Regions from separate parts of the Homo sapiens genome. Here region 1 is linked to region 2. A link is a loop called in an ENCODE intact Hi-C map of the cell type or tissue named here. Cell type or tissue: Caco-2. All regions are shown on one strand. Each heading gives the region's core, and the rest is flanking DNA. Links, peaks and the distances in the headings are about the cores only. Region 1 overlaps LOC105375416 (a long non-coding RNA gene). Region 2 has its middle 13 kb from the start of SDHAF3.

Region 1 (5,392 bases), core at 212-5,211, 400 kb before region 2:
AGCTCCGTCTGCTAGCATTTGCACTGGAGTCACTCCCCTTTTCTTCCTCAGGGCTTTCTCCAAAGCTACAGGAGGTTGCTGAGCTTGAGCACACAGCCAACTGGTTGGACAACCTTCAACCAGTGAAGGACAAGAGTCAGAGGATAAACGTCTCTGCCTCCTGTCCTTCAGAGGGACAATTCTAAGGTGCTTCCACATGCCTTTTTCAAAGGCCCCAGTGGGATTGAGTCCCAGGGATCCAGCTCAACAATGCACCTAGTGGTTCTCCTTCCTTGTCTTACTACCTCTCACTCTAGTGGGGTTTTTTTTTGTTTGTTTGTTTTTGTTTTCCAGTTCTAAAGGCATTGTATTTTTTCATTTATTTGAGCAATAGACTCTTTGGTCTGAACTGATGTGCATCACCGTTTCCTGTTTGGGGTAAGGGAGAGACAGAAGGCAAAGAAAGAGAGCAGGGTGATATGAACTGAGAACAAGAGCTCCAGAGAGCCTCTTTCTCTTCTACCTTGCTTCCAATCCCATGGGTCACAAGCAGAGAGATCAGCAGCATGATTGAAATGGTTTCTAAGTACATGAGAGAGACTGTCACTCTGTAAATACTCTAAAATACTTGAGGAAGGGAAATTTCACAAGTGCCTGTGTGTATTAGGTGAATCCTGTGCTGTATTAAAAAATGTGCGTATTGATGCAGACGTAACCTCATATGCCAGTGAAATCTGGAAGTGTTTTTGTGCCAATCTAGTTCTCAATATCTTACTCACTGTCTCCATTGGCTTGCATAATTTGCATGCATTAGGAATATCATAGCAAAATAGAGAGTATTCATTTGTAGGAAATTCCAACCAGAAAAACACCACTGGATGAATTTGGCTTTGTTTCCTAATCTATGGCATAAGGAAAAATTGTTAGCTTTTATGTGATTTTGGCCAGAAATGAAGTAAATAAAGAAATCAGGACAAAGATGACATGCTAGGAAAACATGTCACCTTAAGAAAAGTTTAGAGTAGCTATTACTTGAATATTTTTACACTTACAATATATGAACTTCACATATGAAACTTAAGAGTGCACTCTCTATTACAGAAGTGGGTGGAAATTAGGTGACTCTAGAAAGGTAGGCGAACGAATGTATGGCTTGATGCAGATATGAATGTGGATATAGCCCTTTACAAAGTGCTGTTATATAATTTCACATTCCATTTTTATACAACTTATGAAATCTTAATTTTCCTATTTTACAGGTGAAGTTCAAGGGAGTTAAATAAAATCTTTGAGATAACCCAGCTAGTAAGTGAGAGAGATGGACCATCTCTGTCTCAAATCCCTGTGTCCTTTCTCCTTCATCCCATTGCCTTCACCTGGTCAGTTCCTGAAATCCACCAGGACATAGACCTGGTGCCCACTTTGCCTTATGACCTGCCTCATTTCTCAGAGACCAGGGATTGGCCATGGCATCTACAATAAGGAAGAAAAACAAATGGGTCCCTTAATCGCTGCAGTTGCACACTGACCAAAGGATATTTGGCAAATATTTCTTGACTGATTTCACATAGAAAATTTCACTAGTGTCACTGCAGGCCAGTGTGTGTGGATCAATGCTACAAACTTAGATTCAATTAAGATAATTTATCTAGAGCCTCAATGGAACTATAAAGCCTAGAAACTTCTATGAGTGTAATCTGAAAAAGCTCTTACTTTGAACATTTTGAATAGACTTTGATGTTCATTCATTTTTCATGCACATATACATAATCCCAGTTTTATGTAAAAAGATGAATCTTTTAAAAGAGGCATATCGAATTGAGTTTTAAAGCATCAAACCTGGACTCTCAAATTTTAGGATAAAAATCTTTCAAAGTGAAGACTGCATTGACTATTCTGGCTTTCAAATGTATATATACACACACATATATTTATATATACATACAAATGCATATGTATATACACATAGAAATTCTTTTTATTGCTAAAGAGATTCTCTTATTGCTGTTTGCTTCATATTTAAAAATTATCTTCACTCCATACAAAATTATGTTCTTTGTTATATATGGTTTATCTCAAAGAGATTTAGAGAATAAGCAATGAGAAGAACTGGGAGTAATTATAGAAAATGTGCTTAGGCATGTGGATAAATTAAAGTATTCCGTCACAGGCTGGGCACAGTGGCTCACGCCTGTGATCCCAGCAATTTGGGAGTCTGAGGCGGGTGGATCACTTGAGGTCAGGAGTTTGAGACCAGCCTGGCCAACATGGTGAAACCCCACCTCTGCTAAAAAGACAAAAATTAGCCGGCCGTGGTGGTGCATTTCTGTAATCCTAGCCACTTGGGAGGCTGAGGCAGGAGAATCCCTTGAACTTGGGAGGCAGAGGTTGCAGTGAGCAGAGATAGCGCCACTGCACTCCAGCCTGGGTGACAGAGTGAGTTTAGACTCCATCCATCTAAAAAAAAAAAAAAAGATAAAAATAAAGTATTCAGTCACAGGGTCACTTGTGAAGGAAAGAAATGAAAAGATACAAGTAAAAAGATATTTCATTATTGAGTTTTAAAGAGAAGTCAGGAGGAAGGAATACAAGAGTTGTCAGAGAGACTGTAGAAGTTTAGACAAGAATTAAGGTGCATTTTGCAGAGATGCTAGGTACATCAGATTGTAAATAACACATCAGGCAGATTAGGCCAAGAGTAGAGAGTAGGTGGGGTGGGGAAGCCATCATCAAATTGTATTCATGGTGTGGTATGGCAATGATATTTAAAGCCAGATGAGATCACCTGGAAGTTCATATACATGGAGAACAGTAGATATTCCATATCAGAAACTAGGGTATTTCGGAGCACTGAAGGAGATGGATGCAGCAAACAAGAAGTTAGAAGGGGAGGAGAGCAAGCAAAGAAGAGAAACATATGAGGGTGGAAATCACTCATATCAAACGCTGCTGGGAGGGCAAGTAAGATGATAACCAGGAATGAGCCATAGAGTTGGCGACATGGAGGTGGTGGTGACCCAGTGCAAGAGAAGGTAGAGATGGGAAGGGAAGTCCGGAAGTGAAGACAGGAAGTCAAATATTTCTAGCTATTTTGCTATAAAGGAGAAAAAAAAGAACAAAATCATGTGGGGCCAGAGGTGGTTTCTTTTTCAAGATAGAAGCTTTTTTACCGCATTTATTTAGTGGATGGTGAGGACCTATTAGAGAAGAATAATGTAGAGTCCTAGAAAGAGCTAACAACTTCTAAGAGGATTCTAGCAGAAAACTTGACCAGCACTCCCCCTGATGGCCAGCAGATGAACAAATCCCAGCTTCTTACCCCAATCCACCACCCTCCCCAATCTGGTTTTCCCTGCTCACAAATATATAATTATCCAGACAAGTATGTAGGTACTAGGAATAATATGACTGAAATTCAGTGATGTACAGACTACACATCAGGGAAAGGACATATCAGGGAAAAACAAAAGAATCAAATGGGATAACTTCTGTAACATATAGTTCTCAAAGATTCCCAGACCAGCAGCATCAACAACACCTATGAACTTGTTAGAAATGCAAATTCTCAGGCCCCAACTCAAACCTACTGGATGAGAAGCCTGGAGGTGGGGCTCAGCAATCTATTTAACAAGCTCTTCCAATGATTCTGATGCACTTTCAAGTTTGCTACTGATTTCAAATAAGTATTTGAGGGAAACTTTAAGTTTTATGCAAACTTTGTGGAGCCAGAGTTTCATTCAATTTCACATTGTCCATCTGTTATTGAGCCATTTTTCTGGTGTTTCAATGATTTCTTTAAATTTTTTTAAGTGTTTAATTATTTTCGATATATCATATTTACACATATTTATGGTGTACATGAGATATTTTGATACAAGCATATAATGCATAATGATCAAATCAGGGTAATTGAAGTATCTGTCACCTCAACACTTATTTCTTTGTGTTAGGAACATTCCAATTTCACTCTTTTAGTTATTTTGAAATACATAAGAAATTATTAACTATAGTCACCTTACTGTGCTACAGAACACTAAATCTTACTCCTTTTAAAATCTAACTGTATTTTTGTACCCATTAACCATCTACTCTTTACCCCAACCTCCCGGCTCCCCTTCTCATGGTACCCCTCTGGTACCATCATTCTGCTCTCCATCTCCATGAGTTCAATTGTTTTTTAGCTCTTACATATTAGTGAGAGCATGCAATATTTATCTTTCCGTGTCTAGCTTATTTCACTTAACACAGTGTCTTTTAGTTATATCCATGTTGTTGCAAATAACAGGATTTCATTCTTTTTATGGATGATTAATGTATGTATGTACCACATTTTCTTTATCAATTCACTGATGGACATTGTATTAGTCCATTTCATACTGCTATTAAAAATACTACCTGAGACTGGGTAATTTAAAAAGGAAAGAGGTTTAATTGACTCACAGTTCTGCAGGCTTAACAGGAAGCATGGCTAGGAGGCCTCAGGAAACTTACAATCATGGTGGAAAGCAAAGGGGAATCAAGTATGTCTTAATGGCAGAAGGTGAGAGAGAGCAGGGGAAACTGCCTCTTATAACACTATGGGATCTCATGAGAACTCACTTTCATGAGAACAGCATGGTGAAAACCGCCCCCATGATCCAATCACCTCCCACCAGGTCTTTCCCTCAACACATGTGGATTACAATTTGGATTACAATTGTTGATGAGATTTGGGTGGGGACACATCTAAACCATATCAGACATTTAGGTTGATTCCTTATTTAGGCTACTGTGAATAGTGCTGCAATATACATGATAGTGAAGACATCTCTTTGATATACTGATTTCCTTTCTTTTAGATATATACCCAGTAGTGAGATTGCTAGCCCATATGGTAGTTCTATTTTTAGTTTTTTGGACTGTTCTCCCTAGCAATTGTACTAATTTACATTCACACCAATAGTGTACAAGGTCTCCCCTTTCTCTACATCCTCGCCAGTATTTGTTATTGTCTGTCTTTTGCATAAAAGCCATTTTAACTGGGGTGAGATGCTATCTCATTGTAGTTTTAATTTGCATTTCTCTGATTAGTGATGATGAGCATTTTTTCATATACCTGTTGGCCATTTGTATGTCTTCTTTTGAGAAATGTCTATTCAGATCTTTTGCCCATTTTAAAAACAGATTATTTTTTTCCTAAGTTATTTGTACTTTTTATATATTCTTGTTATTAATCTCATGCCAGATGGGTAGCTTGCAAATGTTTTCTTGCATTCTATAGATTGCCTCTTCACTTTGTTGTTTCCTTTGCTGTGCATATTTTTTTTTTAGCTTCATCTAATCTCATTTGTCCATTTTTGCATTGGTTGACTATGCTTTTGAGATCTTATTCAAGAAATCTTTGCCAAGACCAATATCCTACAGTGTTTTTCCA
Region 2 (5,392 bases), core at 262-5,261:
AAGCCTTCTTCCCTGGCAATACTCTGTCTCAGTGATTGGCTTCCTGTGTGGTGAGCAGCAGGACCTAGACTGAATCCCTGGAGTTTCAATACCAATTATATAAAGCCTTAAAAGGCACACAAAGTAGTTCACCATTTACAGAGTAGGAAATGAGGAGTTACTGGGAGATGTGAGTCAAGAGAATTGGTGAAAGCAGTCTTTTAAAAACAATCTGGCAGCCATGTGCAAAATAGACTATTGAATGAATAAATACCTTCATTTAAACAAAGGGCCTTGCATGAATCCAGGATGACAACATGCCTGAAGAACATGATTAACTCAACTGTCTGCACTTGAGCCAAAGAAGACAGCAAGAGATTTCCAGGAGTTCATAACACATAGAGGCAGGCAGAGCTGTGGGAGCATGGGCATGAGACTATGAAGGACATTGGATTTAAGGACTGACCGGATATGAGGAAATGGAAAAAAAGCTGAATCTAAGAGGTTTTCATGTTTTCCTTTGTGGATGTATAATTGAAGACAGAAAGTCCGGAGAGAAAACTGCTTGTGGAAATGCATTTTATTTTAATCACACTGAGTTTGAATGGGGCAGCCTACCCTACATGATGCATTGAAAATTTACCTAATAGTGTCAGTGCAGTTCCTTTAATCGTCTAAGTCAGTGGCTCTCAACATCTGCTGTATATTACATTCACCTGTGAAACTGGTAAAAAAAAAAAATAATAAAATACTGTTTCTTAGGCCTCATTCTAAACTGCTTGAATGAGGCCTCAATTCAAACCTCCAAGGGTGGGCTGAGACATTGATATTGCTTAGAAGCTCCAGGCAAAGTGATTCTAATGTGCAGCCAGGATTCAGAACCAGTGATCTAAATTCCCATCTTGGAGACATTTGAGTTCTGGGAAAGTACACAAGATATTACGGCACTGTGTTAAAAACTAATTATTAAATGTTCAGCCTTTTCTGTACTAAAGAGTCCTTGCAACAATGGGGGAAAATATTGTTATATAGTTAAGAATATTTTAAACCGTAAAAGTGAAACTTCTCTCTGAGGAGGAGAATGTAAAGTGAAAACAGTAAAAACATAACTTTGAGTTATATCCACATTTATAAAGTAGGGGGAGGTGATTATAATGTCATGATCTGAAGAGCACAGCCCAGAATCTTTCCACATGCCATATCCGCAATACCACATGTTTCTCCAGGAAAATGATTTAACTTTTCCAGATAACTAATGAACATTTGGAATACAGCTTACTTATACAATCATCTCTTGATATATATGGGGAATTGGTTCCAGTGCTTCTCCTCTGCTCCCCAGGTACCAAAATCTGCAGATGCTCAAGTATATGATAAAAAATGGCATAGTTATTTGCAAATAACCTATACACATCCTCCCGTATATCTTAAATAATCTCTAGATTACTTATAATACCTAATACAATATAAATAGTTGTTATACTATATTGTTTAGGGAATAATGACAAAGAAAAGTCTGTATATGTCAGTACAGGTGCAATTGTTTTTCTGAACATTTTTGATCCTGAGTTGGTTAAATCTGTGATGCAGAACGCATGGATATGAAGGGCTGACTGTACAATGTTGGCACTCTTAATAAAGATCCATAAAATCTCCATTATCTATATCTTCTTCCTTCCTACTCTCCTTCAACCCAAACTTTCCACCAGAACTCTTGATTATATCCCAACTCTTCTGAGGAGTGTCTTCATAACCCCTTGTTCTTTCTCTCACAGGCATTTTCAATTATTTTCTTCATGATATTATTTCATTGAGCTCACAAACACTCACGAGAATACTTCAGGTTAAAAGAAAATCTCTCTATTCTGCCTCCCCTTTAAGCGACCATCCTGTTACTCTGCTTTTTTTCATTGACTTGAAAATATACATTCCTATTCCCACTTTCTCCATCTCCATACCCATTCCTCATTTAATCCCCTGCCTCCTCTTTTTTTTGAGACTGAGTCTGGCTTTGTCACCCAGGCTGGAGTGCAGTTGTGTGATATTGGCTCACTGCAACCTCCACCTCCCCAGGTTCAAGCGATTCTCCTGCCTCAGCCTCCCAAGTAGCTGGGATTGCAGGCTAATTTTTGTATTTTTAGTAGAGATGGGGTTTCACCATATTGGCCAGGCTGGTCCAGAACTCCTGACCTCAAGTGATCCACCCGCCTCAGCCTCCCAGTGTTGGGATTACAGGCCTTGAGCCACCACGCCCAGCCCATTTGACCCCTTTTAACCTGGTGTTGGCCTCACTATTCTTCTGAAATCTCTTTCTTCAAAGTCACTAGTCATTTGCTTCTGTTCACACTCCTACCCCCTCCTGACTTCCTAGAAGTCTTTGCATCTTTGCCTTCCACACATTTGTGCTGCCCAGGCGATCCCACCTTCAGGACCCCACTCCCTCTGTCTTCTTAACTGGCTGTAGTTCTTCCAGCCCACAAATGTGAACAAGTGCGAAGGCTCAATCCAAACATGACTCCCTGTCAGCGCTCTTGTCCCGGCCAGCTGTCCCCAGCAATTACTGATGCTCTGCTGCCCCCGCCTGGCCAAGCCCATTCTAACCACTTCAAAGGCCTCACTGGACCCTTATCTGGAAAACCGCCAGCATAGCTTCTCAAAAAGCTGTTCCAAGCCTCATACACACACCTCTGACCTCTCCACAGTTAAGAGTCTTGCTCTCTATATAACCACAGGATAAGTCCAAACTGGGTGTCCTGTCATCCTTTCAGAGTCTCTGTTCCAAGCTAAACTCATCAGTTTTCTCCAAAGACTTTTCTCTCTCCACGCATCTGTGACATCTTTCCTTCTTTTGATACATGTCATTGTCGAGGAATCCTTGTTTTGACGCTACTTTTGTAAATCAGTTGCTTTTTCTCCTTGCCATTGCCCCACCTGCCTAGACTCTGTATCTCTCAGTTGAAGGATTGCAACAGTCTTCTAATTGCATTTCCTTTCTTTAGTTTTTTTTCTACCTCCAATTAATAGGACATAACATATTCAAATTGATCTTTTTAAAACATGGCTTCACTCAGGTGTCTCCCACAGCCCACCATCTTCCAAAGCTTTCCCACTGTCCTCAGAGTACAACCTGTGCCCCCAGGATATAAAGTCACATTGTAATCAAAGGCAACTGGCAGCCACACTATTACTAACTCACTTTTTCATAGCACTGTACTTTCATAGTACATAGCACTCTTAAAATTGAAGGAAAACAATCTAAATAATTCAGACAAAGATATCAACTTCATAAGGCCATTGTCATTTAACCTACAGAAAGCAAAAGTCAGTAAATATATAAACAAATGCAAAAAAATTGACAAGGGACATTATCTCCCTTCTCTCTGTCCTCCTCAAATTAGAATGAATTTACAGTATCTATTCTGTTTTGTTGTTGTTGTTTATTTCAGCAGTTTTGGGGGAACAAATGGTGTTTGGTTGCACAGAAAAGTTCTTTAGTGGTGATTTCTGAGATTTGGCGCACCCATCACCCGAGCAGTGTACACTGTACGCAATGTGTAGTCTTTTATCCCTCACCCTCCTCCCACCCCTCCGCTCAAGTACCCAAAGTCCATTATATCATTCTTATGCCTTTGCATCCTCATAGCTTAGCTCTCACTTATAAGTAAGAACATATGATGTTTGGTTTTCCATTCCTGAGTTACTTCACTTAGATAATGATCACCAACTCCATCCAAGTTGCTGCGAATGCCTTTATTTTGTTCCTTTTTATGGCTGAGTAGTATTCCATGGAATACTATATATTCCATGGAATACTATATATGTTATGTCCTATTAATTGGAGGTAGAAAAAAAACTAAAGAAAGGAAATGCAATTAGAAGACTGTTGCAATCCTTTAACTGAGAGATACAGAGTCTAAGCAGGTGGGGCAATGGCAAGGAGAAAAAGCAACTGATTTACAAAAGAAGTGTCAAAACAAGGATTCCTTGACAATGACATATATCAAGAGAAAGAAATATGTCACAGATACATGGAGAGAGAAAAGTCTTTGGAGAAAACTGATGTCATTTATATATATATATAACATATATATATAAAACATATATATATAAAACATATATATATAAAACATATATATATAACATATATATGTAATATAATACCATGGTGTGTGTGTGTGTGTGTGTGTGTGTGTATGTATATATATATATACACACCACAGTTTCTTTATCCACTCATTGATTGAAGGGCATTTGGGCTGGTTCTATATTTTTGCAATTGCAGATTGCGCTGCTATAAACATGCATGAGCAAGTGTCTTTTTTGGATGATGACTTCTGTTCCTCTGGGTAGATACTCAGTAGTAGGATTGCTGGATCAAGTGGTAGTTCTACTTTTAGTTCTTTAAGGACTCTCCATACTGTTTTCCATAGGGGTTGTACTAGTTCACAGTCCCAACAGCAATGTAAAAGTGCTCCTTTTTACTACATCCATGCCAACATCTATGGCCATTCTTGCAGAAGTAAGGTGGTTTTGCACTGCAGTTTCGATTTGCGTTTCCCTGATCGTTAGTGATGTTGAGCATTTTTTCATGTTTGTTGGCCATTTGTATATCTTCTTTTGAGAATTGTCTATTCATGTCCTTTGCCCACTTTTTGATGGGGTTATTTGTTTTTTTCTTGCTGATTTTTTTGAATTCCTTGTAGATTCTGGATATGAGTCTTTTATCAGATACATAGCTGGCAAAGATACTCTTCCACTCTGTGGGCTGTCTGTTTGCTGATTATTTCTTTTACTGTGCAGAAGCCTTTTAGTTTAATTAGGTACCATCTATTTGTTTTTGTTGCATTTGCTTTTGGTCATGAAGTCTTCGCCTAAGTCAATATCTAGAATTGTTTTTCTGAGGTTATCTTTTAGAATTTTTATGGTTTCAGGTCTTAGATTTAAGTCTTTGATCCATTTTGAGCTGATTTTTGTATAAGGTGAGAGATGAGGATCCAGCTTCCTTCTTCTACATGTGGCTTGCCAATTACCCCAACACCATTTGTTGAATACAGTGTCTTTTCCCCACTTTATGTTTTTGTTTGCTTTGTTAAAGGGCAGTTGTCGGCCGGGTGTGGTGGCTCATGCCTGTAATCCCAGCTTTGGGAGGCCGAGGTGGGCAGATCACGAGGTCAGGAGATCGAGACCATCCCAGCTAACACAGTGAAACCCCGTCTCTATTAAAAATACAAAAAATTAGCTAGGTGTGGTGGCGGGCGCTTGTAGTCCCAGTTACTCGGGAGGCTGAGGCAGGAGAATGGCATGAATCTGGGAGGCGGAGCTTGCAGTGAGCCGAGATCGCACCACTGCACTCCAGCCTTGGCGACAGAGCAAGACCCTGTCTTAAAAAAAAAAAAAATGTCAGTTGTCTATA

The links. Hi-C counts contacts between places; a loop is a spot of excess contacts. Peaks named below come from ENCODE experiments on the same cell type or tissue, not always from the same donor. Only the 100,000 strongest peaks of a DNase experiment are listed, where the experiment ranks them.
Region 1: a loop joins it to region 2, with 10 times the contacts of the local background. A loop is called at or near these places in 8 of 110 quality-filtered maps.

What each region holds. Positions count from the first base shown.
Region 1 is chr7:97,497,284-97,502,675 of GRCh38, reverse strand. All of the region lies in intron 2 of LOC105375416 (a long non-coding RNA gene), which reads left to right. Among named protein-coding and RNA genes, the nearest start is that of TAC1, 230 kb to the left of the region's middle. In Caco-2, for the core only: a CTCF peak has its summit at 3,252; a DNase peak (open chromatin) is centred at 3,275.
Region 2 is chr7:97,101,995-97,107,386 of GRCh38, reverse strand. No RefSeq gene overlaps it. Among named protein-coding and RNA genes, the nearest start is that of SDHAF3, 13 kb to the left of the region's middle. In Caco-2, for the core only: CTCF peaks have their summits at 2,342 and 2,542 (motif pointing left); a DNase peak (open chromatin) is centred at 2,536.